Regions from separate parts of the Homo sapiens genome. Here regions 1, 2 and 3 are each linked to region 4. The links are chromatin loops, found by intact Hi-C in ENCODE. Cell type or tissue: CD4-positive, alpha-beta T cell. All regions are shown on one strand. Each heading gives the region's core, and the rest is flanking DNA. Links, peaks and the distances in the headings are about the cores only.

Region 1 (5,941 bases), core at 714-4,713, 660 kb after region 4:
TGTAACATCATATGGGTTCCTTCATTAATTAGTGAGTTAAGTGAAATTTTTGACATGTTCATTTTATATTCATAAAAAAGTCATAACTTACCTTTAAAAAATAATTACAGTGAGCTATGACCATGCTACTGCACTCCAGCGTTGGCAACAGAATGAGACCCTGTCTTAAAAAAAAAATCACCCTTTAACACATTTAAATTCAATCCCCCAAAGACTCCAGTGTGAAGGATACTCAGCCAACATTCACATCATATCAGGATTGAACGAGCTGAACAGACTGTCTACTCCTTCATTATTTGTGTATTAACAGATGCCAAAAATCACCTCTGCAAGATGGGTTCAAGAGACAACACAGGCTTTTGATTTAGAGATCTGACTCACTTTTATCAAGAGTGTTCATGAAATCAAGGATACATTGATTTTTCTAACATTGTTGGCAGTTAAAAGAACCTTTAACAGGACTCATATATTTCTGAGCTCACAGCAGGGTCACGTTCATAGAATTTTAAAATAGCACAGAAAACTTAGAAATCATGTAGTTCAGTTCCCTCATTTTATAGATGAATTAGGCCAAGAAAACCTGGGTGACTTGTTCAAGATGATCAACTAATTTAATGGCAAGCTGAGATACAAACTGCTCTCTTCCTCTTAGTCCTGTACTCTCTTACCACCACAATGTTGGAGCCAACCAGAATTTCAAAAATGATTCCTAACAATGGCCTCCACCTCTTCTTTCCCCCTTTATACATAATATTCACTCTGAAAAGAATGGGAGTGTGTGTGTCAGTGAGGGATGGTATATTTTAAGGAAAGAGTTTTGGATCCAAAAACAGTATTAGTTTTTCAACGGGTTTGACTATGTATTTGTGTTTCTGAGTTTCTGTTTCTTCAACAGCAAACTGGGCACAGATTCTTATTAAATAATTATTAAATATTAATAAACTGCATAATTAAGATTACTAGGATTAATAATCTATACAAATAAGCTTGCACATAGTAGGTGCTCAAAAGCCATAGCTAGTATTAAATGGTAACCCTCCTCCCCTAAATCATTTATATGCCATAAAAACCCTTCAGTATTTGAGGAATGTGCAGTTGACACTACTGACACTTTTATAATAAATTAGCATTTTATGTTTAAATGAAAGTTATACACACACCCCCACACAGCTGTTTAAAAAAAAAAACCTGTTTTTATTGAATGAAAAATCCACAAACGTAAGTCAACTCTATACAAATCAATATTCTCTGCACCTCCCACTGTTTCATTTGGATGCTTGAAAACAATTCTTATGTCTTTAGACACAATCTGCTTACTTTCAAATTGCCTAAAAGGAAACACAAAACATTGTATTTTAAAAAGTACAATAATGGGCCCTGAAGAATGAAGCAATCCAAGTGAAGGCACAGCTCTGTATACCAGATCTGCTGCATAGGCGAGGGGAGGCTAAGTGTGGTGATGACCCAAGGCTTATCCTCATCAGTAAAAATGACCCATATTTGCTTAACACTTTACAGTGAACACAGGGTTTCCCTTCCCTTCCCTCCCCTCCTCTCCTCTTCCCCTCCCCTCCCCCTCTCCTCCCTAATCCCCCTCCCCTCCCCTCCCTTCCCTTCCCCTCTCCCCTTCTCTCTCTTTCTCTTTCTTTCCTTCCTTCCCCTCCCTCCCTCCCCCTTCTTTTTCTTTCTTTCTTTCTTCCCTTTTCTTTCCTTTCCTTTTCTTTTCTTTTCCCTCCCTCTTCCTTTCCTTTTCTTTTCTTTTCCCTCCCTCTTCCTTTCCTTTCCTTTCCTTTCCTTTCCTTTCCTTTCCTTTCCTTTCCTTTCCTTTCCTTTTCTTGACAGGGTCTCACTCTGTCACCCAGGCTGGAGTGCAGTGGCATGGTCTTGGCTCACTGCAGCCTCCATCTGCCAGCTACATCAATCCTTCTACCTCAGTCTCCCTAGTAGCTGGACCAGGCCTGGCTAATTTCTTTGTATCTTTTGTAGATATGGGGTGTTACCATGTTGCCCAGGCTGCTCTCTAACTCTTGGGCTCAGGGGATCCTCCCCAGGGTTTTCATTGTATTAGTATGTTCTCACACTGCTAATACAAATGTACCCGAGACTGGGTAATTTATAAAGGAAGGAGGTTTAACTGACTCACAGTTCAGCATGGCTTGTGGGGGGCCTCAGAAAACTGACCACCATGGTGGAAAAGGAAGCCAATACACCCTTCTTCACATGGAGGCACCAAGGAGAAGTACCGAGCAAAAGGGGGAAAAGCCCTTCATAAAACCATCAGATCTCAAGAGAACTCACTCACTATCATGAGAACAGAAAGGGGGTAACTGCCCCCATGATTAAATTACCTCCTGCTGGATCCTTCCCACAACACATGGGGATTATCAGAACTGCGGTTCAAGATGAGATTTGGGTGGGGACACACCCAAACCATATCATTCCAGCCCTGACCCTTCCCAAATCTCATGTCCTCACATTTTTAAACACAATCATACCCTTCCAACAGTCCCCCAAAGTCCTAACTCATTCAGGTATTAACCCAAAAGTCCAAGTCCAAAGTCTTACCTGAGACAAGGCAAGTCCCTTCCACCTATAAGCCTGTAAAATCAAAAGCAAGTTAGTTACTTCCCAGATACAGTGGAGGGAGTTACAGGCATTCAGTAAATATACCCATTCCAAATGGGAGAAATTGGCCAAAATGAAGGGGCTACAAGCCCCACATGAGTCTGAAATCCAATAGGGCAGTCATTAAACCTTAAAGTTCCAAAATGATCTCCTTTGACTTTATGTCTCACATCCAGGTCATGCTAATGCAAGAGGTGGGCTCCCACCTCTTTGGCAGCTATGCCCCTGTGGCTTTGCAGGACACAGCCCCCCTCCCAGCTTCCTTCACAGGCTGGTGTTGAGTGTCTGCAGCTTTTCCAGGTGCACGGTGAAAGCTGTCGGTGGATCTACCATTCTGGGGTCTGGAGGATGGTGGCCCTCTTCTCACAGCTCCACTAGGCAGTGCCCCAGTGGAAACTCTGTATGGGGCTCCAACCCTACATTTCTCTTCTGCACTGTCCTAGCAGAGGTTCTGCATGAGAGATCTGCCACCACAGAAAACTTCTGCCTGGACATCCAGGCATTTCTATACATGCTCTGAAATCTAGGCAGAGGTTCCCAAACTTGAATTCTTGACTTCTGTCAAGGCTGAACACCATGTGGAAGATGCCAAGGCTTGGAGCTTGCACCCTCAAGCCATGGCCTGAGCTGTACGTTGGCCCCCTTTAACCACAGCTGGAACACAGGGCGCCAAGTCCCAAGGCTGCACAAAGCAGCAAGGCCCTGGGCCTGGCCCACAGAACCATTTTTTCCTCCTAGGCCTCTGGGTCTGTGATGGGAGGGGCTGCTGTGAAGACCTCTGACATGCCCTGGAGACGTTTTCCCCATTGTCTTGGAGAATAACATTTGGCTCCAAATTACTTAGGCAAATTTCTGCAGCTGGTCTGAATTTCTCCTCAGAAAATAGGTTTTTCTTTCTTATCACATTGTCAGGCTGCAAATTTTCCAAACTTTTATGCTCTGCTTCCCTTTTAAACATAAGTTCCAATTCCAAGCCATATTATTTGTGAATATATAAAACTGAATACTTTTAACAGCACCCAAGACACCTCTTGAATGCTTTGCTGCTTTGAAATTTCTTCTGCCAGATACCCTAAATCATCTCTCTCAAGTTCAAAGTTTCACAGATCTCTTTGCTAAAACATAGCAAAAGTCACCTTTATTCTAGTTCCCAAAAAGATCATCTCCATCTGGGACCACCTCAGCCTGGACTTCATTGTCCATATCCCTATCAGTAATTTAGTCAAAGCCATTCAACAAGTCTCCAGGAAGTTCCAAACTTCCCCACATTTTCCTGTCTTCCTATGAGCCCTCCAAACCATTCCAACCTCTGCCTGTTACCCAGTTCCAAAGGTGCTTCCATATTTTTGGGTATCCTTATAGCAGCACCTCCCAGTAGCAATTTACTATATTAGTCTGTTCTCATGCTGCTAATAAAGACACACTCAAGACTGGGTAATTTATAAAGGAAAGAAGTTTAATTGACTCACTGTTCAGCATGGCTGGGGAGGCCTCAGAAAACTGATCATCATGCTAGAAGGGGAAGCCAACACAACCTTCTTCACATAGAGGCAGGAAGGAGAAGTGCTAAGCAAAAGGGGGAAAAGCCCCCTATAAAACCATCAGATCTTGTGAGAACTCACTCACTATCATGAGAACAGCATGAAGGTAACTGCCCCCATGATTAAATTACCTCCTACCGGGTCCCTCCTACAACACGTGTGGATTATGGGAACTACAATTGAAGATGAGATTTGTGTGGGGACACAGCCAAACCATATCATTCATATATATAATTTTAAAAGTATTCTTACAGAACCAAAGAAAGGCTGATATATACTTCTTGTGGCAACAGAAGCAGAAGTAGGGAAGACTATTCAGACAGATTGGCTCTCTAGAGTATTGAATTTACTTTATTGCTGCACTAGTTTGCTAGGGCTGCTGTAAAAAAGCACCACAAATTGGGAGGCTTAGAACAATAGGAACTAACTGTCTCGCAGTTCTAGAGGCCAGAAGTTCAAAATCAAGGTGTCAGCAGTGCGACAGTCCTGTGAAGGTGCTAAGAAAGGATCTGTTCCAGGTCTTTCTCCTAGCTTCCAGTAGTTCCTTGGCTTGTGGCAGCACAGTTCCAATCTTTACATGGTATTTTCCCTGTATGTATATGTATTTCTGTGTCTAAATTTCTCCACTATATGAGGCCACCAATCACACTGGATTAGGGTGCACCCTAATGACCTCATCTTAACTTGAGCATGTACAAAGACCTTATTTCCAAATAAGGCCACATTTATAGTCATTGAGAGTTATATGATTTTGGGGACACACAATTCAACCAATAAGAATTGCCATCTCCTTCTTTCTTTTAACTTTGCCAAACACACTGGTGGCCAACAGCACTCACTCACTCACTCATTCATTCATTAAATAAGCATTTGCCTATGTCAGGCTCTGTTCTGGTGTTGATGCAAAAAATAAAAACAAAAGAAAACTGAATACAGACCCAGTCCTTGAGAAATCACACTTCAGAGGGAATCAGAGGCACATTATTATGATAATAAGTACTATTACTGAGTTGGTATTGCTAGGAATGGGCACTTTTCAACTAATTTTCACGGTAGTGTGAAAAGTGATGTAACAGAAACATACTTGGAGAACCCAGGGAGGTCCTAAATTTGCCCTAGGGATCAGGAATACTTTCAGAAATTAGTTATTATTTCATCTGAGTCTAAAGGGATGCGTAGAAATATCCTAGGTAGCTCAAAGGTGGTAATATTGAGTACTGGATTCCAAAGAAGAGTATTTTATAGAGGAAAAAACAGCAAAGGTTAAGAGACAAATTGTAAACCCCAGGAGGGGTGGGGTTTTAGTCTGTTTTATTAAGTATCTCCTGTATCTCTAGTGCTTTGAACAGTGCCTAGTTCATTCAAAAAGTAATCATTGAATGAATTTAAGGGCATCATATATCTAAGGGATGCCATGGCCTGCAGTTCACTGTCGCTGGAAAAGTAGACAAACGTCCAGTTTCAAAGAGACCGGTAAACTACATTAAATGTAAGAGACGAGGGGTGAAAGGTTGATGATATATATCGCTAGTATTAAAAAAATTCCAGGAAGTCCAGGAATGCCTGGCATCCGTCCTGCCAATTACCCTTTTCCCCAGAGTATGTACAAGGGGGAGGAGGCACCCAAGGGCCAGGAGAGTGGAGGGGCACAGCTCCACAATCTCCAAAGTAGGGTTCTCTGGCCAAAGCAGGATTGAAGCACATGGTTTGGACTTGAAATGTACGTGGAGCCTCCCACTCTCCTCCTTCCACTCCATCCTCCCCTCACTCTCCGC
Region 2 (5,941 bases), core at 1,253-5,252, 430 kb before region 4:
GTGTAGTGAAAATCAAATAAGGTAATGCAGTCATGAACAAAAGCCTTTTTAGATTATAAATGGCTGAGAAAATGCAATGAAATCTATCCAGGGCAATGATCTCTCCTGAGATCCATCACCAAGGGACCCAGCAAGATGGACTGAGAGACAGTCTGGTGGAGCAGAAGCTCTGCCACTTAGCTGTGTAATCTTGTGCTCTTGGTACCCCACTTTCCTCATCTTTAAAATGGGAATAAATAAAATCTATCACCTACAGTTGTGGTGATGTTTCTATATATGTAAAGTGCTTGGAAACAGTACTTGGTGCCTAGTAAGTACCCAATAAATGCTGACTGTTTTATTTTCATGTATATTTAACAAGGACTGTAAAAGGCTACAGGGGAGAGTCAGACTTTGACCTCTGATAGATGTGGAGTTCAAATCCAAACTTGCCTCTTGACAAGCTGTGTGACCTTGGGCAAGCCGCTTCATCTCTCTGAGCTTCAATTTTCTCCTCTGTGCAATGGGGATGATAATGGCAGGCACTATTTATAGCTACAATGATATGACAGCTGGTTCCTATTAAACACTGAAAACTGACAGCTGTTATTACATTGTTAGTATCTCCTCCCTTCTCCCCAGCCCCTCAGTGTCCAGATGTTCCTCGCTCTTACCTCGCTCTTCCTCCTTCTCCCGGACAACCCTCCCCTTGAGGGCTCGGCTCCAGGCTCCACCGTAGTCGCCAAGCTTGGCTCTCTCATTCCCATCCTTGCCCTTGAACCAGGGTCCGTACCTGCGAGCAATGCTTGAGGCTTCACCTGTGTCCCGGAAACCTCTGCCCAGATGCATGTCACCCAAGAAGGACAGCTCAGCACCCTCAGCTGGGCCTCCTGCAGCAGCGGGGTTCGCCTGGTTCCCCGAGACAGCGGGCTGGCCCACAAAGCCAGAGTGAAGGAAGACAAGGCTCCCAGCAGTCAGGTAGAGTGCCAGGAAGGTAAAGAAGCGCACAGGTTTCCGGCGGAAGTACCGCTGGAATTTGAACCAGAGCTTGGCCATAGTGGGATCATTCCGGACTGGCTCTCTGGGGCTTGGCTGGGGTGCTTGGGAGAGGATGGAAGGGGCTTGGTTTCCCAAGCTTTCCTTAGGGATGGAACACTTGGGGGTCCTCAGTCTCACTCTTCCTGAAAAAGTGATCACCAAGGCCAGAAGGGGAGGGCAAGTTCAATGCTTGGCTGAGGCCATGAGAAAGGATGGAGCTTACCAGCCCTCCCAAACTGAAGGTGAGCTTCTTTGGGCCAACAAGGGGGTTTTGAGGCTCAGAACACACATAAGTTGGTCCCATTTTCCTACATATTGTTCTTCACTTCAGAGTGTTCCTAAAGAACTGTGAGAATAGCACTTGGAGAAGGTTTCTGAGGGTTACCAGCAGCTGCAGTTCACTTCTTGCCCTTTCTCTGCTCCTCAGGCCAATGGATCTGGGTTATTTCACTGGGGGCCTTGTTTCTGGCCTCTTCCCCAGCTGAAGACCAAGCTTGGCCTTTCTACCTCATGGGAACAGAAGCTGGTGGGCCTCCATCCAGTCAGGCATCAGGACTCAGGGATGCCACCTGCAAAACAGCAGAGACACAGGCATGAGAAGCCCCTTCACCAAAGCACAGAACCCACAGGGTTCTTGAGCATCCTACAGGGAAATGCAGAGGCCCGGAGAGAGGAGGAAACCACCAATGGCATGAAACAGTTTAAGAGCAGTGCTAGATAAAGAGCATCCCTGAGTCTTCTAGAACACTGCCTTTTTCTTGACACCAAACTGGGAATTTAGGGACCTGGATCCTAGTGGGCCCTAGTTGGGGACAAACTTTGTCTTGGACAAGCACAGGTTCTTATGGGCCAGTGGTTTGCTTTGCTCCATACTTCCTATATATTTGTCAAATATATACTGATCCAAGGATTACCTTAAGTCTGAAAAGTACTTTCAAGGTCCTTGCTGAACTACCTGCTGAACCTGGGCAATTCTGAACCAGACCAGATTCATTCATTTTTTTTCCCAACAAACACTCAGTGAGACCTACTTTGTGTGAGGCACTGTCCTAGGTGCTGGAAATTAAGCTGTGAGCGGCAGAGGCAAAATCCCCTCTTTCATAGAGCTCACATTCTAGTGGGAGAAATAAAATCCATAGCCCCTCTCCTCTATCCAAGAAGGAAAAGGAAAAAGAAGGAAAGTAGGGTTATTTAGCAGCATATTTGTCCATTCAGTGTTTATTGAGTGTCTACCATGTGCTCAGCTTTGTGCCCAGCCATCTACACTTGTCTCCTTTATTGCTCCCAACATTCCTATGAGAGGTAACTATTTCTCTTCTTTACAGATGAGGAAATGGAGGTCACACAGCTGGTGAGTGATGGAGCTGGGATCTGGACCCAGGACAGTCCAAATCGCAAATCACAGCTCTTAACCAGTGTCTCTTTGACTCTGCCTCTTTCCCACATAGTCTGGACATCACTTGAGAATTCAGAGACAGCCCCCCAGACGGTAGCCCATCCTTACAGCCTCCCGGTCACCAGCATGGCTCACCCTTTGTCAGGGTCTCCCGGGTGTGGGTCTGAGAAACAACTGATTCAGAATCACCTGAGAGCCTGGTGAATATAGATTCCTAACCTTTCCAACCAGAATGTCTGGTTGAGGGGGAAACCCACATCTGTAACCAGGTGCTCTCAGATAATGGTAATGAGCACAGAGAGTTGAGTACCACAGCTTTATGAGTAAATGTTCAGGATCATCAGTCAAGAGGAAAAATAGAATGTAAATTAGAAAACAGAAAACCCCATTTAGCCAATGCTTTTTCATATTACCACCAGCAGGGGGCCCCATGACCATCTTAGCCAACGCCTGAGATTCCATAGTCAGCCAATGGAAGATACAAATTGTAACATACTCTCCTAATCCAGACAGTAGTGTGGGCATTTAACTGTGGTTTAAGGTAGAGTCTGCCATCCCATTTATTCAAGAACTAAGTACTGAGCACATACTATGTCACCCTCGTAGGCACTTGGAATAAATAAGTGAACAAAACAGACAAAAATCCATGCCTTTGTAAAGTCAAACTATCTGTCCATCTATCCATCCGTCTGTCATCCAGCAGTCCACCTACCCATCCAGTCATTAAGCCAACCCTCTATCCATCCACCCATCCATCCATCCAACCATTCATCTGTCTGTCATCCAGCATCCACCCACCCATCCATTCGTTAACCCATCCGTCCATCCATCCATCTATCCATCCATCCATCCATCCATTTGCCTTCCGGCAGTTCACCTACCCATCTATTCATTGAACCATCCATCCACCTACCATTAATCTATTCATTAATCTGTCCAACTATACATCCATTCATCTATCCATCTGAACTATAGCAGCCCATCCATCCATCCATCCAACTCTCCACCCATCCAGTCATCCACTCATTCTTCCATTTATTTAAAAACATATGCTGATTGCCTACTATGTGTGTGTTTGAGATGCAGGAATAAATAATTCACAGTCCCTGCTTTCAGAGAATTCAGAGTCAACTGAGGGAGAAAGCAATGTAAACAATCACTATGCTAGACAGACTATGATAAATCCCATAGTAGATGTGTGTACAGGATACAGCAATCAATATTATAGTTAATGTTTATTGGACAGTTAATACATGCCAGACATTCTTCTACACATATACATACTCTCATTTAAACATTTCTATGAGGGAGACCTATATCTATTTTTACACAAGAGGGGAATGAGTATCAGAGAGATTAGGTAACTTGTTCAGGGTCACAGAGCTAGTAAGTGGCAGCAGGATGGTAAACCCAGTGCCACCTGATTTCAAAGCCTATATTCCTAACCGTATGTCTATTCTGGTCTTGTAACTCTTTGAGGATCTCATGACAACTATAGATATATGCCCAGAAAAAAAAAAAGCCCTTGCACATAAGCTCCCAGAATTTGGCTTAAAATATCAGGGTGGGGTTTGGACCCTGGGTTGAGAAGCCATGGAATGTGGGAGCCCAGGGAAGTGAGGGTCTGCAACTGCCTGGGGGAACCATAGAGGGCTTCCCCAGGGAGGAGTCTTTGAGCCAGTAGGTCTTGCAAAAGGAGTCAAAATTCTCTGGGTGAAGGAGCAACAGAAGGTTAGCCCAGGGAAGAGGAACAGCCCACATGAGGGTGCATCACTGAGGGGTAAGAAACAAAGGAGCTTGGGGGACTGTGGGCTGGGAACACAGCCAAGCAGTGGGCAGGAGCCAGACCATGGGAAGCCTTGGATGCCAAGCTCAGGAGTTGGGACTGTGTTCTAAAAACACACATGAGAATCCACTGAGGTTTCATGGTCGTGCCAACACGTGCCAGATGTTTCTGCAGCTGGGATGGGATGAGAAAAAGCCAGCAGTCCTCGTGGGATGGGCAAGGGGACACCAGCCCTTCCAGAGGCACTCAGGCAAGAACAGAGGTGGACTCCACAGGCAAACAGACCTGGGTTCAAATCCTGCCTCTTCCATTACCCCAGGTGAGTGACTGGGGCAAGACATCCCTTCTCAGCAAGACTCAGGTTCCTCACCTGTAAAGTGGCCTAAAGGATCTTGACTTCTCCCCTAAAAAGTATGTTGCTGGAAGGACTGAATTAAACATTGTAGGAGGAATACCTGATGCATAGGAGATGCTCAAGATAAGCCCCACCTCCGCCCCTCAAGGGCACATGTGAGACACTTGAAAGCCATTTGCCACCTCAGCACATTTGCTGTCGTGGAGACAGCAAAGTTTTCAGCTGTAGTGTTCCCTGTGGCTTTCTGCCTCTCTCAGGATATTTCTGGGTCTAGTCCTTTTTCATTGTTCCCTCTTCGTTCTTTCATATTCCAACACATCTCTTCTCTAAGTGGGTGCGAAAGGGGCTTTAAGAGGATAATGAGCTCATTAGGGGCTGGCAGGGAACAGAATGAGACTGAGGCATGGGTGATGTGGAAAATGAAGGAGATCTGCCGGAGGGATGTGGACCGTGTGGAGAGGGGCTGTGTCCACCCCCCACTTTCAGAGCTCCCTTTTCTCCTGGGGAGGGAAGGTGCTGACCTGAGCCATCCCACAGCATCCTGCCGGTGCTAGGAGGAGGCAGGGGCTCGCCCAGAGGAAGAGCCCCCTGGAAGCTGAGCCCCATGGAGGGGATAAGGCTATTTGATACATAGGAGGGTCCCAAGAAACACTGGTAGAGAAAAATGAGTAAAAAGAGTCAGGTTCATCCCCCCAGGGCTTACACCTACAACCATGGCTTCACACACTGGCCAAAACACTCAGGTGACAGCCTTGGAGAACTGTAAATCCAGGGCTCTGTGGAGGTAGCATTTGTGTTACTCAGCACTGGGTGGTTCTGGGGTTCAAGGGTTCCAGGATTCGGCTGAGCCAAAGCCCCATATCCTCAAAGGTATCCCAGACTCCCCTGCCTCCCACATCCATCTGTCATTCTCTCTCTCCTGCCTCTCTCTCCATCTCTGTCTCTCCAAGTCTCTCTCTAGTCTGTCATTGTCCCTTTCTGCTATCTCTCTCCAGAGAGAAATTCTGCCTCAAAGGTAATGGGGAAATGAAACTAACTGCATTTGTTGAATACCTACTATATGCTGGATACTGTGTTTGAAGGTTTTACAAATACGTTCTCCCATATTCCTCCCTCTGGGATAGCTGCAAGGCAGGTGTGATGTTTCTTCACAATCCACAGATAATGTGTCTACAACCCTGGGTGAGACAGGGGCTGTTGGCCTTCAGCAACCCACTTCTCTCTGTCTCTATTTGTTCATAGCATGTTGAGGATTATAATTGTATTAATATCCCCTCCTGTCATTCACTTACAGGTGTGAGGTCCAGACAGGGGACTTCATCTCTCTGAGCTGCCATCTTCTCTCTATAAAGTTAAGTCAACCATAGAATGCCCCTCCCAGAGGTGT
Region 3 (5,941 bases), core at 1,023-5,022, 990 kb after region 4:
CTTACTGCCTGAACCACTATGATCATACATTCACTTCCTATTCATCTGCTCTCAAAATCTCTCCCTTTGAGGGGCAAAACCTCACTGCAATATGATGTTCAGCCATTTTCTTTGTATTATAATCAGCCCTACTATACTGGCCCTACTACAGTCAGTATTAAATATGAGAGCTTTCTCGCCAGGCACAGTACCTTACACCTATAATCGCAGTACTTTGGGAGGCCAAGGTGAGAGGACTGCTTGAGCCCAGCAGTTTGAGAGCAGCCTGGGCAACACAGTGAGACCCCATCTCTACAAAAAATGAATTTAAAAAGTTAGCCCAGTGCTGTTGCACGCACCTGTAGTCTCAGCTACTTGGGAGGGTCGGTGGGGGGGAGGAGATGGAGGCTGCAGTGAGCCGTGATTGCACCAGTGCACTCCAGCCTGGGTGACAGATACAGACCCTGTCTCCAAAAAAGAAGGGAGCGCTTTCTTCTGAAAGAGCTAACTGACCCAGTTCACATCTAGTCAGAGCACTCTCAGGCTTGATCCCAAAATTACAAGGGTTTGGGAATCTTTTGAAACACTTCAGATACCACCTTAAGCAAGACACACCATGCAAAACAACCTTAAAAACATTCCCAATACAAAAGGGGAGCTGGAGATGTTCAGGATTTAAGCTCTGACAGCACCTGGCCAGGAGTGGTAAGTAGATACCAATCTGGAGGGAGACCAATGAGAAGAGATAAATTGGAGGAAGCAAATCTGGAGTCTAATTAGTTTAGCCATAAAGGGAAGGAGAAATATTAAAGAACGTGATTATATCCAGTTGAAGGTTTTTCCTCCTTCCTCCCCTACAGAAACAAATTCCTATTTATTGCTGGGTATCTGGCATATAGTAAGTGCTAAATAAACATTAGTTGATTCAACAAATGGCCAAGTTCTCTTTGCATTTCTTGCTTCTGAAAATCAGTTTGAAGCTGCCTTATATCTTTTCTGGAAAGCAGTAATAAATCGGGTTAAATCATAATCTCCACAATATGTACAACTATGCATTGAATGAGTTATTCCTAAATTAGGCAGACATGTTCAACAATAAAGTGTATCAGAAAGTGAAGGAGCTAAGATATGAATAGATAGAACCTATGAATCTTCCCAAGGAAAGCAACACAGTACGGCAGAAAGAGCGCTCGCTGGACTTGGAGTTGGACAACGTAAATTCAAATCTCAGCTCTATCTCTCAGTGGCTGTGTGGACTTGGGACCACATTATCATTCTAAATTTTATCATTTGTGAATTGGGGAATACCATCACTCTCCTCCCAGGGTTGTTGGGAAGATTAAACGGGAATTCAGCCACCAGTATGCCATTTCTGCCCCGGGTGGAAAAGATTCAAAAATAAGACACCAATTGTCAGTAATACAAAGTGGATGGATGCAGTGGTGGACACAAAGCAAACACTGAAGGGGAGACGATGTACGGGGGCAAAAGAAAGAAAAACATTAACAGCTAGGTTGTGACTTGGTGTTGGGTGTGTTTTCACAGAAGGGAGTCGCCAGTCATTCCTATAAAGCAGTCTTCTAAACCAAAGGATAAAGGTGTGGTAGGCTATCTTTTGAAGTGAGCATGTAAAATTCCTGGAAGGAAAAGTAATGAAGAGCTAACGGTTCTTGGAAAGAGGTTCTGAGAAGTGACTGGGATTTATAACAAGATACTCTTTTACGCAGAGTTGTGAAGTGGAAAGAACTAAACTGGAATACCAGCTCCAAGTATGACCTTGGGCAAGTTACTTAACCAATCTAGAGTCTCAATTGCAAAATGCAGATAATACCTCACAGGATTGCTGTAAGATTAAATAAGATAATGGATAGGAAAGCTGTTAATGCGATACAAATAACAGGTATCATTAGGAGTTACATTCTCCACCCACTTACAACATTATATGTCCATGACCTTGGGCGTGATTTCAGCTCTTTGCACCTCGGTTTCCTCATCTATAAAATGGGGAGGATGATACCATCTACCCTATAAACACTCTGAGGATCAAAGGAGACCATAGATGAGACATCAATGCCTTGAAAACCGTACAGTGCTAAACGTATAGAAACTGCCATCGTTGCTGATACATTTGATGCATGTCAAGGGCCGTGTTTATGCAGGGAAGCACGTATTTTTATGCTATACAGGTGAGGAAGCCTCTCATGCATTTATGCATCCAGGAGTGGGGCACGGGGCACAGATGCACATCTACGGATTCCGGGGGTGTGACTTGCACGCTTGAGAGGAGGACCGGAGGTCAAGCTGCTGGGCCAGGAATCAGAGGAGTGGGCGCTACAGTGGGGGTAGTGGGATGCAGGATGCATGGATGGAAAAGGCTGGGGGCACAAACACGCATGCCCAAGCCGGAAACGTTTTCGGGGGAGAGCAATGCGCATCCCCGGAATGAGGGGGGTGGGGAAGGATGCGATGTGCAAGCACGGAGGGCGGCCCGGGGGTGCGATACCGCACGCCCGGGGCCAGGACTCTTTACCTTGTCGCTGTAATCCCTCAGGACCCGCTCGATAGCCCCTGCTTCGCCGGCCCGGACGATGTAGAGGGCGCGCTCCTCATCCATGGCCGCAGGTGCGGGGGAGCCGCGGCCGCTCTGCGCGCCCAAGCCGCTGCCTCCAGGTAAACGCCTCGCGCCCCCGCTCGCTCCTTCCCAGCTTCCTTCCTTCCCTCTTTCCCTCCCTCCGTCCTGCCTCCAACCCGCCAGCCTCCGCCCGGGCCGGCCCGACGTCACCGCCCCTCAACTTTCACCCCGCGACGTCACCGCTCCCCCAGCAACCGGCGCCTCACGGCCGCCCCTGACAAGGCCCAGGACTCGGTCGAGGCCTGGCTAGCGGACCGAGGCGGAGTCAGGCCCAAGGCCCTGCTTGCTCTCCTGCCTCTCCCTCCCTCGGAGAACTGTCCAGTCTTTTAAGGGGGCTTTCACAGACTGAACCGTTCTTCTTTCCTGACCCTCCTCTATGAATCATTCTCAAAGGACTAGAGCAACCCGGCTCTTCCCCGCCCATCTATGAACCAGCCGCTAAATGGACTGCAATTCCCTGCATGCAATGGGGCTATCCCGCTCTTCCATCTAATTTACTGGCGTGCCGAATGGCATGCTGGGATTGGTAGTCATCCAGCCGGAAAGAATTCCCGCCAAGGGCATGCTGGGAACTGTGGTACCGCGAGGGCCGGAAACGGGAGTCTGGCGGCCGCCTGAGGCCAGCGGCGGGGAGACCGTTAGAGGGAGGGTCTAAGCGTCTGCTTCGGTTTTGTTCGTTATGTCGCTGACTGTCCTGCTTCAGTCTCGGCTGGCTGGGCTGGCTGGACTGGCCGACGGTCGCGGAAACTGCCATCCCTTGGTGGGAACTGTCAAGCACGGTTTAATTCCCTTTTCTCATTTAGCGGTTTCGGTCTCGGGAATTCCTTCCACCCTTATTTGCGTTCTTGTTATGTACTCAGCTACAGTAATGTGGGAAATAATTGAAGGCAGTTATCTGGATAAAAGAGGACTCGGCGATTTTCTGCCTTAATACTAATCTCTAGCATGCATCTCGTGCCACCGGGGCTCCAGACTCTCTTAGGTAATTTCCCTATATCCTCTAATTCTCCCAACACAAATTTTTGTGGAAATAAAAAGGAACCCGAATAGTTTCAGTAATTTATCCTAAGTCACACGGCCAGAGAATGGGAAAGTCGAGGTTTGAAACCAGGCCTTTCCCCCCGAAGCGGCCGCTCTACGACCTCCGGGAACTGTAATAATACCGATACAGTAGCGGTGGTGGTGATGACAAAGATTCCCATTGCCCCGGTGGTAATTACGTGTCAGGCACTCTGTTAATACTTCACCTGTGTTAGCTCAATCAATTTCATACACATTCATTCAACAAATATTTGAGAGCCTGTGCTGTGCCCAGGTGCTGTTAAATGCAGTGTGGATACAGTGGGCCCAAAGTAAAGTCCCTGCCTTCATGGAGCTTCCATTCTAGTGAGCACCCATATGAGTTATTCTCATTTTAAGATGAGGAAACTGAGTCTTGGAGAGGTTAGTTGGTTAATTTATCAAAATTGCAGATTTTTGGAAACTGAATTTGAACTCAGAGCCTGTGCTCTTTCTGCTCTCCCAAGCTTTTTTTTGATGGAAAGTGGATGAATTCTCCAAGTAATTTCAAGTTTTCCATTCCAAGCAGCCTTTACCCATAATCATCCTTGATGTCTCCCCTACCAGTCTCTCCCTCTTGAGCTGTGCTGAAGAGGAACTAGAGGGGGCAAAAGTTTATTTATCTAATGATTGAATTTCTTCTATGCTGTGGTAGATATTCTGCTAGATACTGGGAATTCGGAAATAAGAACGAACATGGGACCTGAGTTTATGGAGCTTTTGGTCTTTCTGTATATTATACTTTCCATGCAGCAAACATTTATTGAGCATATTTGAGTCAGGCATTGGGGTAGGTGCTCTGTAATAAATTAAGTCAGAAAGATTTTAATCCATCTCTCCAAAAAGCACATTTTAGTAAGGTCATGGAATAGTTAGCTAATTTTCTAAGCTAATAGTAACATCTTGCAATTGTTTTTAACAGTTTACAGAACTTTTTAATACTTCTAATCTCAATGGATCATTGGGGAAGGTATTGTTCCCACTTTATAGATAAGAAAACAGGGTCAGATGAGTTAAGTAACAAGAACTGGGACAAAAACTGAGAGCTGTTAACAAAGTATTTGGGTGCCTGCTCTGTGTCCAGTACAGAATTAAGTGCTTTGGGGGTATCCATATATTTATTTTTGGAGCAAGGGTCTCCCAGAGACGATATTAAACGAGCACAAAGTATCTTATTTCCGTAGAGATGTTTCTCTTTAGAATTCTTTTAGAAGGTCTCTGACATTTCAGACACATGTCTTTGAAATGTCTGTTTGCCAGAAATAGGCTATGTTTTTAGTCTCCAACTCTGTACTTCTAAAAAGAGATTTAAAAAATGTAAAACGAGATGAATTAATGACTTGGGAAGTTGTACTTTAGTAATTTTAATTAAATGTTCATATTCTGATTTTGTAACTCAAAGGGATCTTTGACTCTAATTCAAGTCATCTTTTGACCACTGACGAGACTCTGGTTCCAGAAAAATTAAGTGGCTTGTCCAAGGTCAATAGCAGACTCTGGGAATGGAGCCTAGACTAGCTGAGTCCTAGGTCACTACATCACTTTACCTCCTTGAATATTAGTTACGGGATACTTTCAGGGACTAGAGACTCTAGTCCTGTTCTGACTTCACTTCCTGGTGATGCTTGAGTGGCATGATAGCAAGGAATTAATATTTAGAGCCTTGGTAATCAAAGCAACAAATATTTTTTCACAAGTCGTTGCTCTTACAAACAGTAATATAGTAATCCTATATATATCTATGGATAGAGATTTTAAATTCTTAAAATATCTCCACATAGATTATTTGATTTAATCCTTACTATAGCTGAAATTGCAAGATCAATAAGAGGCACTATTTTCTTTTTTACAGAGAAAAGGGAAGTTCAGAGTATTGATTAGCTGGCTCATAAGCAAGGAAGTTTGCTAATAAGTGGTATAGTTAAGGGCTAGAAGCACCCTGGGCTCTGATAACATAAAATATTATGGACTTTCAGGTTAGGGCCAATGAAAAAGCCTGCAAATAGATACTAGTCATTTATTTTGGACTTTGATATATCCTGCTGTGGCATTTCCTCTTGCCATGACAATGGGCTAGTTGGAATGTGCCAAACTGAAGGTCTTTAATGAGTACCTGGTGCTAACAGCTTTTAAAATTCAACTGTTATAATATTTTGAATACATTTTCTTTAGAAGAAAGCAGAATTTAAAGCCTTGGCAGTTTGGTCTATTGGCTACAGCTCCAGAACTGGAGTTCAGAGAATTCCACTAATTCAAGATATGACTTGTCAC
Region 4 (5,941 bases), core at 773-4,772:
CTTCTCCCCAAAATTTAAAATGTATTTGGCAAAATAGAAAATTAAACAATTAATTACAATAAAGATAGGTACTATGAGAGAGCATACAGTGGGCCTAGTCTGGGGAGTAGAGTCAGAACACTTCAATTTTTGTTAATCTTGACATAATTTTTTAATTGAATTTTTGAGGTATTTTTACATACAATAAAATTCACCAATGTCAAGTTTACTATTTGATTAATTTGGACAGATGTATACAATTGTGTAACCTCTACCACAATCAAGACCATTTTCATCACTCCTAAAAGTTCTCTTATGCCCCCACTGTAGGCAATCTCATCCCCCAACCCATTCCCAACTTCTGACAATCACTTCTCTGCTTTCTATTACTACAGTTTTGCCTTTTCTAGAATTTCTCATACCTGGACTCATAATATGTAGTCTATTGTGTCTGGTTCCTTTCACTTAGCATAATACGTCTTTGAGATCCATCCATGTATCAACAGCTTGTTCCTTTTTATTTCTGAGTATTCCACTGTATAGATACTGTACACTATCATTATTCATTTACCAGTTGATGGACATTTGGGTCATTTCCTGTTCTGGCCTATGACAGATAACGCAGCTATGGACATTGGCGTACAAGTCTTTGTACATATGTTTTTATTTTTCTTTGGTAAATACCTAAGGAGTGTGGAGAATTGGATGGTATAAGAGGTATAAGAAATTGCTGGCCAGGCATGGTTGCTCATGCCTGTAATCCCAGCACTTTGGGAGGCTAAGGCAGGTGGATCACTTGAGGTCAGGAGTTCGCAACCGGCTTGGCCAACATGGTGAAACCCCATCTCTACTAAAAATACAAAAGTTCGCCAGGCATGCTGGTGAGCACCTGTAATCCCAGCTACTGGGGAAGCTGAGGCAGGAGAATCACTTGAACCCAGCAGGCAGAGGCTGCAGTGAGCTGAGACCACAGCACAGCACTCCAGCCTGGGTGACAGTGAAACTCTGTCTAAAAAAAAAAAGAGAGAAAGAAAAAAGAAAGAAATTCTAAAATGGCTGTGGCATTTTTTTTGCATTCCCACCAACAAAATGTGAGGGTGCCAGTTGCTCCATATCTGTGCCAACACTTGTTATAGTTGGTCTTTTTAATTGAAGCCATTCTAGTAAGTGTGTAATATCACTTCATTGTGCTTTGATTTGCATTTCTTTGATACCTAATGATGCTGCACATCTTTTTGTGTGCTTAATCGCCATCCATATAGCTTCTTTGGTGAAATGGCTGTTGAAATTTTTGCCTAAGTTTTTAAATTTAATTGTCTTCTTATTATTGTGTTTAAAGGGTTCTTTATATAGTCAAGATACAAATCCTTTGTCAGATATTTGTTTTGAAAATATTTTCTCCCAGTCTCTCACTTGACTCATTTTGTTGACAGTATCTTTTCAAGATCAACCATTTTAATTTTGATGAAGTTCGATTTGTCATTTTTTTTTTTGAGATAGGGTCTCTCTCTGTCACCTGAGCTGGAGTGCAGTGGCACAATCTTAGCTCATTGCAACCTCATACTCCTGGGCACAAGCTATCCTCCTGTCTCAGCCTCCCAAGTAGCTGGGGCTACACGTGCATACCACCATGCCCAGCTAATTTTTTTTATTTTTTGTAGAGACAGGGTCTCACTTTGTTGCCCAGGATGGTCTCAAACTCCTGGGCTCAAGCGATCCTCCTACCTCAGCTTCCCAAAGTGCTGAGGAGAGAGCCACTGCACTTGCTCCAATTTTTTAATAGTTTGTGATTTTTTTGTCCTATCAAGGTCACAAAGATTTTTGCCTTTATTTTCCTCTGTAAGTATTATGGTTTTAGCTCTTACATTTATGTGACCTGATTTTTATGTTCACCTCTCAACTTAATAAAATTGTTCCAAAAGAACAGACATCCAAACCCAAACCTAGTGAAAGCATTCGGCCGGTAATAAGATACATCATCATTCTCTAGGCTCCAGATTTGAAGTGGCATTTCAGGGAATACTGTCTCTCAGTTGAGATGATGACCTTCTTGATTTAGATTTCTATTTGTTGTCAACAGAGAGCAAAACCAATGTGACCTGCCTGCCAATGTTCAGTGAAGTTTCCTCATCTGGAATGTGCTTTCCCCCCATGAGAAGTAAACGAAGGGAAACATTATGGGGGTTGACACCCCTCCCAGCTCTCGTCCAAAAGGTTGCATGTGCCTCTACCCTTTCACATTAGACTGAATTTTCAAAATTCATCAGTTCCCACTAGACTGCAGGCAGGTGAAGGTCAGGGCTTGTGCCTTGCTCTGTATCCCTAGGTTTGAGATGTAATTCAACAGACGCTTTGTGAATGACAGGAAGAATTCCTGGGTCTGCTGTTCTGCTGGTGTAAGGGAGCCACCAGGCAGTGTGGTGTAATTTCAACGTCTACTGCTCAGGAGCTTGGGACCACCTTCCTTTAAAGCCATCTCGGTACTCCTAGCGTTAGGCACAGTGCCTGGCGCGCAGTAGAGAACTGAGGGCAGAGAAAAGGGGAAGGAAATTTTGTTTAAAATCCCAAACCCCAGCATTTACGACGGGAAGCAGGGAAACTGGGCAGCCTTCAGGTGTAGCAGACGGCCGAAAATATTCAGGATAGAATCCCAATTCCTCCTGGGCAGCAGAGGCAACCCTCGGGGCCAAATCCCATACTTCGAATTTTGGGGGCTTTGTGTGGACCCATGCTTCTCTAGTAGGGGAATGTCATGAAGACGAAATCCTGAGTCTGCGGGATTTAGGGGATTCAAAACTCAATCCCTGCAGGAACAGCAGCCCTGGTCGCCTAGCAACCATGGGCCGATCGCTCGGCGCTCGATTCTACCCGGCCGGATGGAGACGCGGAACTCCCGGCCGAGCCTCTCGCGGCCAGTGCCTCTGCCGTGCGCACGCGCGGAGGGGCCTGGGCTGGGAGAAGGGCGACGCGGTGCGCGGGCGCCGCTTGCGGGCCGCGGCGGGGAGGGCGCACGCACGAGGGGCGGAGCGGCGGGCGCTGAGAGTGGCTGAGGATCCGGAAACGCGCCGCAGAGGGTGCGGCCCAGAGGAGGCCGCGGGCCGGGAAGGGCCGGGCGGGACGGGAAACGTTAGGGCAGCGGCCCCCGGGGTGAGGGGGCCGAGCGGACGGGCAGGGCCCCGAGGCGAACTCTGCCCGGATGAGGAACAAAGCAGTGGGGCAGGCGCGTGCGCCCCCAGCGCAGCTGGCAGGTGGGCTGCGCGCGGGCCCGGCCGGAGCGGGGCGGGGCGCGGCGGCCCGGCCTGCGGGCCGCGGGCGGGCTAATCCACAGCCCTTGGGTGGCGGTGTCGGCAGCGCCTGGGGCTTTCGGGTAGCTGGGATGGGGGCTGCGACCTTGTTGTGGTTTTGGTGACCGCTCTTGTCCCCACTCCCCCAGGTTGGGCAGCCCCCTTCCCGAAGCTTCTGGACGGAAGGCCCCAGGTGTTCCCCGAGATGCCCCAACCCGTGGCGGGGTGCACGGCCACCGGCCCTCGGGAGAAGTTGGGCGGCCCCGGGCGACCCCGGGGACGAGTGGCCGCGTCGGTGCAGCGGTTGTGAGCAAGATGTGGTAGCACGTGACCCTGGAACGCAAACCCTGATGCCTGTTCCCCACCACCCGAGCGCTCCTTTCTCTGATATTTGGCCCCAAGCCGATGCATCACAGGTGAGTAGGGAGGTGGGCTTCAGCACTGGTGACATCGTTGGAAACTCTGGCGAGTGAGTGTCCAGGGTCAGTGCCGTTGTTTTTGGTGCCATTGAGAAGGTTACAGGTGTGATTTGCAAAGGAAACAAATCCAGAAACTAGTGTTGGGTGGAATGTAATCTCATGCATCCTAATTTACTCCACATGTGGAAAGTTGTTCCCAGTAGCCACACGTTTATTGTTGGCTTGTTGACACCTTTTCCTGTGTCTTTCAGTTATTTGAGCGTTTAATATATTTTTCCGGATTCCAACGTGTATTGTTATCTTATTATGCTTCACCTTGAGTTTTGCTGGTATGGCAGGGACGATAGTGAGGGAATTAAGTTCTTAATTCTGCAAGCTTCATGCTGATGTTTAAGTACAGAAGCAGGCCACAGAAATTGTTGCATTTGGCTGTTTTTTCAAGGCCCTTTCAAAGGCCGTATGTTTAGAATAAGGAAGATAAGGCACAAATTCATTGAAATTATTGAAGCCCCACTGCATTTTTCAAAGTGGCTGCATTTCAGTTAGTTTATTATATTTTATGCGAAGAAAAAGGTGTAAAATCAGCAACTGGCAGATGGTTGCATAGGTCAGTTAGAAACACACACATAAACTGTAGAACTGTGTAGGAAATTATTTTACCCTAAATGAGTAGGGAAGATAGAGCTTAGTATCTTGATTCTTGCCTTCTTCCGGGATTGCTTCTTAGAATCTCATAGGAGAAAGAAAATGAGAATAGAACTGCATTTTAGAATGAGAAAGTCTTATGAGGATCATATTGTACATTCCCTTCATCTGCCTTCTCTCTGTGGGATACTCATTACCTTTGGTTTATGGCTGCTGAGGTCATCACGTTTTAGTGACTCACAACAAAGCAGAAATCTGCTGAGCCTCTCGCATTAAACTCTGGTTTGAACTGGTTTGAGAAGGCCTAGGAGTCAACCTAGAAACACCATGCTGATTTTTATCTTGAAATTAAATAAATATTCAGGAATTTTCAGAATGAGAGTTGAAGGTGCAGACTTGTAGTTGTACTTTTAAAAAAATATTGTAACCAATTTGTTAAGTAGGCTGTTACAGCTGTAGTGATTGTAGTGTTTTAATTATGGTTGTAGCTATAAAGAGTTAGGGAAAAGTCTGTTTTAAACCAACTCAAGCCCAGCAACTTTCAAAATTAAGGTAGATATGTTTTCTTTAGGCTACAGGGATTTTTTGCTTTTTTTGTTTTTAAGACACAGTCTCACTCTGTCACCCCAGCTGGCGTGTAGAGGTACAGGCAGAGCTCACTGTAGCCCCGACCTCCCCACTTCAGCCTCCCCTGTAGTTGGAACCACAAGCACGAACCACCATGCCTGGCTAAGTTAAAAAAAATGTTTAGTAGAGACAGGGGTCTCACTGTGTTGCCTAGGGACGTCTCCAAGTCCTGGGCTCAAGCGATCCTTCTGCCTTGGCCTCCCAAAGTGTGGGATTACAGGTGTAAATCACCACACCTGGGCTGCTTTATTTTATAGCATAATAAAAACTGTTATTAGCATGCTGTTCTTCATAAGGTGTACCTCATTTGCCAGGTGCTTCTAGCTGTCTTTCTGGTAAGGGTGATGAGTTTGCATAGCTCCATCCGATAAAATAAGAAAATTCAGAATGTCTGTTCTATACAAGGTACTAGGTTGGCCTTTTACATTTTATTGATGTCTTAGAGCTTAGTTTTATGGGATCCATGGCCAGGGATAAGGGTGAAACCTAATAATGCAAGAAACAGGTCTATGTGGAACTTTAAATATACGCCACAATATAAGTAGATAGGCCCTAATGTATTGCAACTGTGTAAAAGGCAATATAGTTCTTTTATTGTAATTGTCTTTTTCTTACTATAGTTAAGAGCTTTGGTTTCTTAAATTAGTTCTGAATTTAAATCCCAGCTCTCCTTACTGGTTATGTGATTCTGGGTTAAGTTTCCTAGCATCATTGAATCTTAAGTTTCCTCATCTTTAAAGTGGGATTAAGAATAATACCTACCTCCAGCCTGGGCAACATAGGGAGACCCCATCTCTGCAAAATAAAAACAAATTAGCCAGGCATGGTGGCACTTGCCTGTGGTCCCAGCTGCTTGGGGGCTGAGGTGGGAAGATCTCATGAGCCTAGGAGGTAGAGGCAGCAGTCAGCTGTGATCACGCCACTGCACTCCAGCTTGCAGCTACTGAGCAAGACCCTGTCTCAAAAACAAAAAAAAAAAAAAAAAAA

What was found. Peaks named below come from ENCODE experiments on the same cell type or tissue, not always from the same donor. Only the 100,000 strongest peaks of a DNase experiment are listed, where the experiment ranks them.
Region 1: it touches region 4 in a loop (5-fold over the local background); 8 of 110 quality-filtered maps call a loop at or near these places.
Region 2: a loop joins it to region 4, with 6 times the contacts of the local background. A loop is called at or near these places in 8 of 110 quality-filtered maps.
Region 3: it touches region 4 in a loop (7-fold over the local background); 5 of 110 quality-filtered maps call a loop at or near these places.

The regions. Positions count from the first base shown.
Region 1 is chr12:107,094,095-107,100,035 of GRCh38, reverse strand. It overlaps LOC124903009 (a long non-coding RNA gene), which reads right to left and starts at 2,600. Exons shown (of 2, transcript XR_007063445.1): 1 at 2,566-2,600; 2 at 1,174-1,328. In CD4-positive, alpha-beta T cell, for the core only: no CTCF peak of the experiment used is centred there; no DNase peak of the experiment used is centred there.
Region 2 is chr12:108,190,927-108,196,867 of GRCh38, reverse strand. WSCD2 (WSC domain containing 2) reads right to left here. Exons shown (of 9, transcript NM_014653.4): 2 at 654-1,586. The coding sequence starts at 1,035. LOC124903077 (a long non-coding RNA gene) reads left to right here. Exons shown (of 3, transcript XR_007063583.1): 3 at 5,849-5,906. Among named protein-coding and RNA genes, the nearest start is that of WSCD2, 65 kb to the right of the region's middle. In CD4-positive, alpha-beta T cell, for the core only: CTCF peaks have their summits at 2,646 and 2,851 (motif pointing right); a DNase peak (open chromatin) is centred at 2,837.
Region 3 is chr12:106,771,398-106,777,338 of GRCh38, reverse strand. RIC8B (RIC8 guanine nucleotide exchange factor B) reads right to left here and starts at 2,657. Exons shown (of 10, transcript NM_001330145.2): 1 at 2,510-2,657. The coding sequence starts at 2,593. It overlaps LOC100287944 (a long non-coding RNA gene), which reads left to right and starts at 2,508. Exons shown (of 4, transcript NR_040246.1): 1 at 2,508-2,649. RefSeq lists enhancers at 2,137-2,186, 2,957-3,508 and a silencer at 2,517-2,746. In CD4-positive, alpha-beta T cell, for the core only: no CTCF peak of the experiment used is centred there; DNase peaks (open chromatin) are centred at 2,798 and 3,098; H3K4me3 peaks cover 2,046 bases; H3K27ac peaks cover 1,342 bases.
Region 4 is chr12:107,758,243-107,764,183 of GRCh38, reverse strand. PRDM4 (PR/SET domain 4) reads left to right here and starts at 3,047. Exons shown (of 12, transcript NM_012406.4): 1 at 3,047-3,227; 2 at 3,413-3,679. The coding sequence starts at 3,669. PRDM4-AS1 (PRDM4 antisense RNA 1) reads right to left here. Exons shown (of 5, transcript NR_120474.1): 4 at 5,792-5,909; 5 at 4,216-4,412. RefSeq lists silencers at 2,757-3,336, 3,387-3,496. In CD4-positive, alpha-beta T cell, for the core only: no CTCF peak of the experiment used is centred there; DNase peaks (open chromatin) are centred at 2,453, 2,923, 3,583 and 4,563; H3K4me3 peaks cover 2,552 bases; H3K27ac peaks cover 1,029 bases.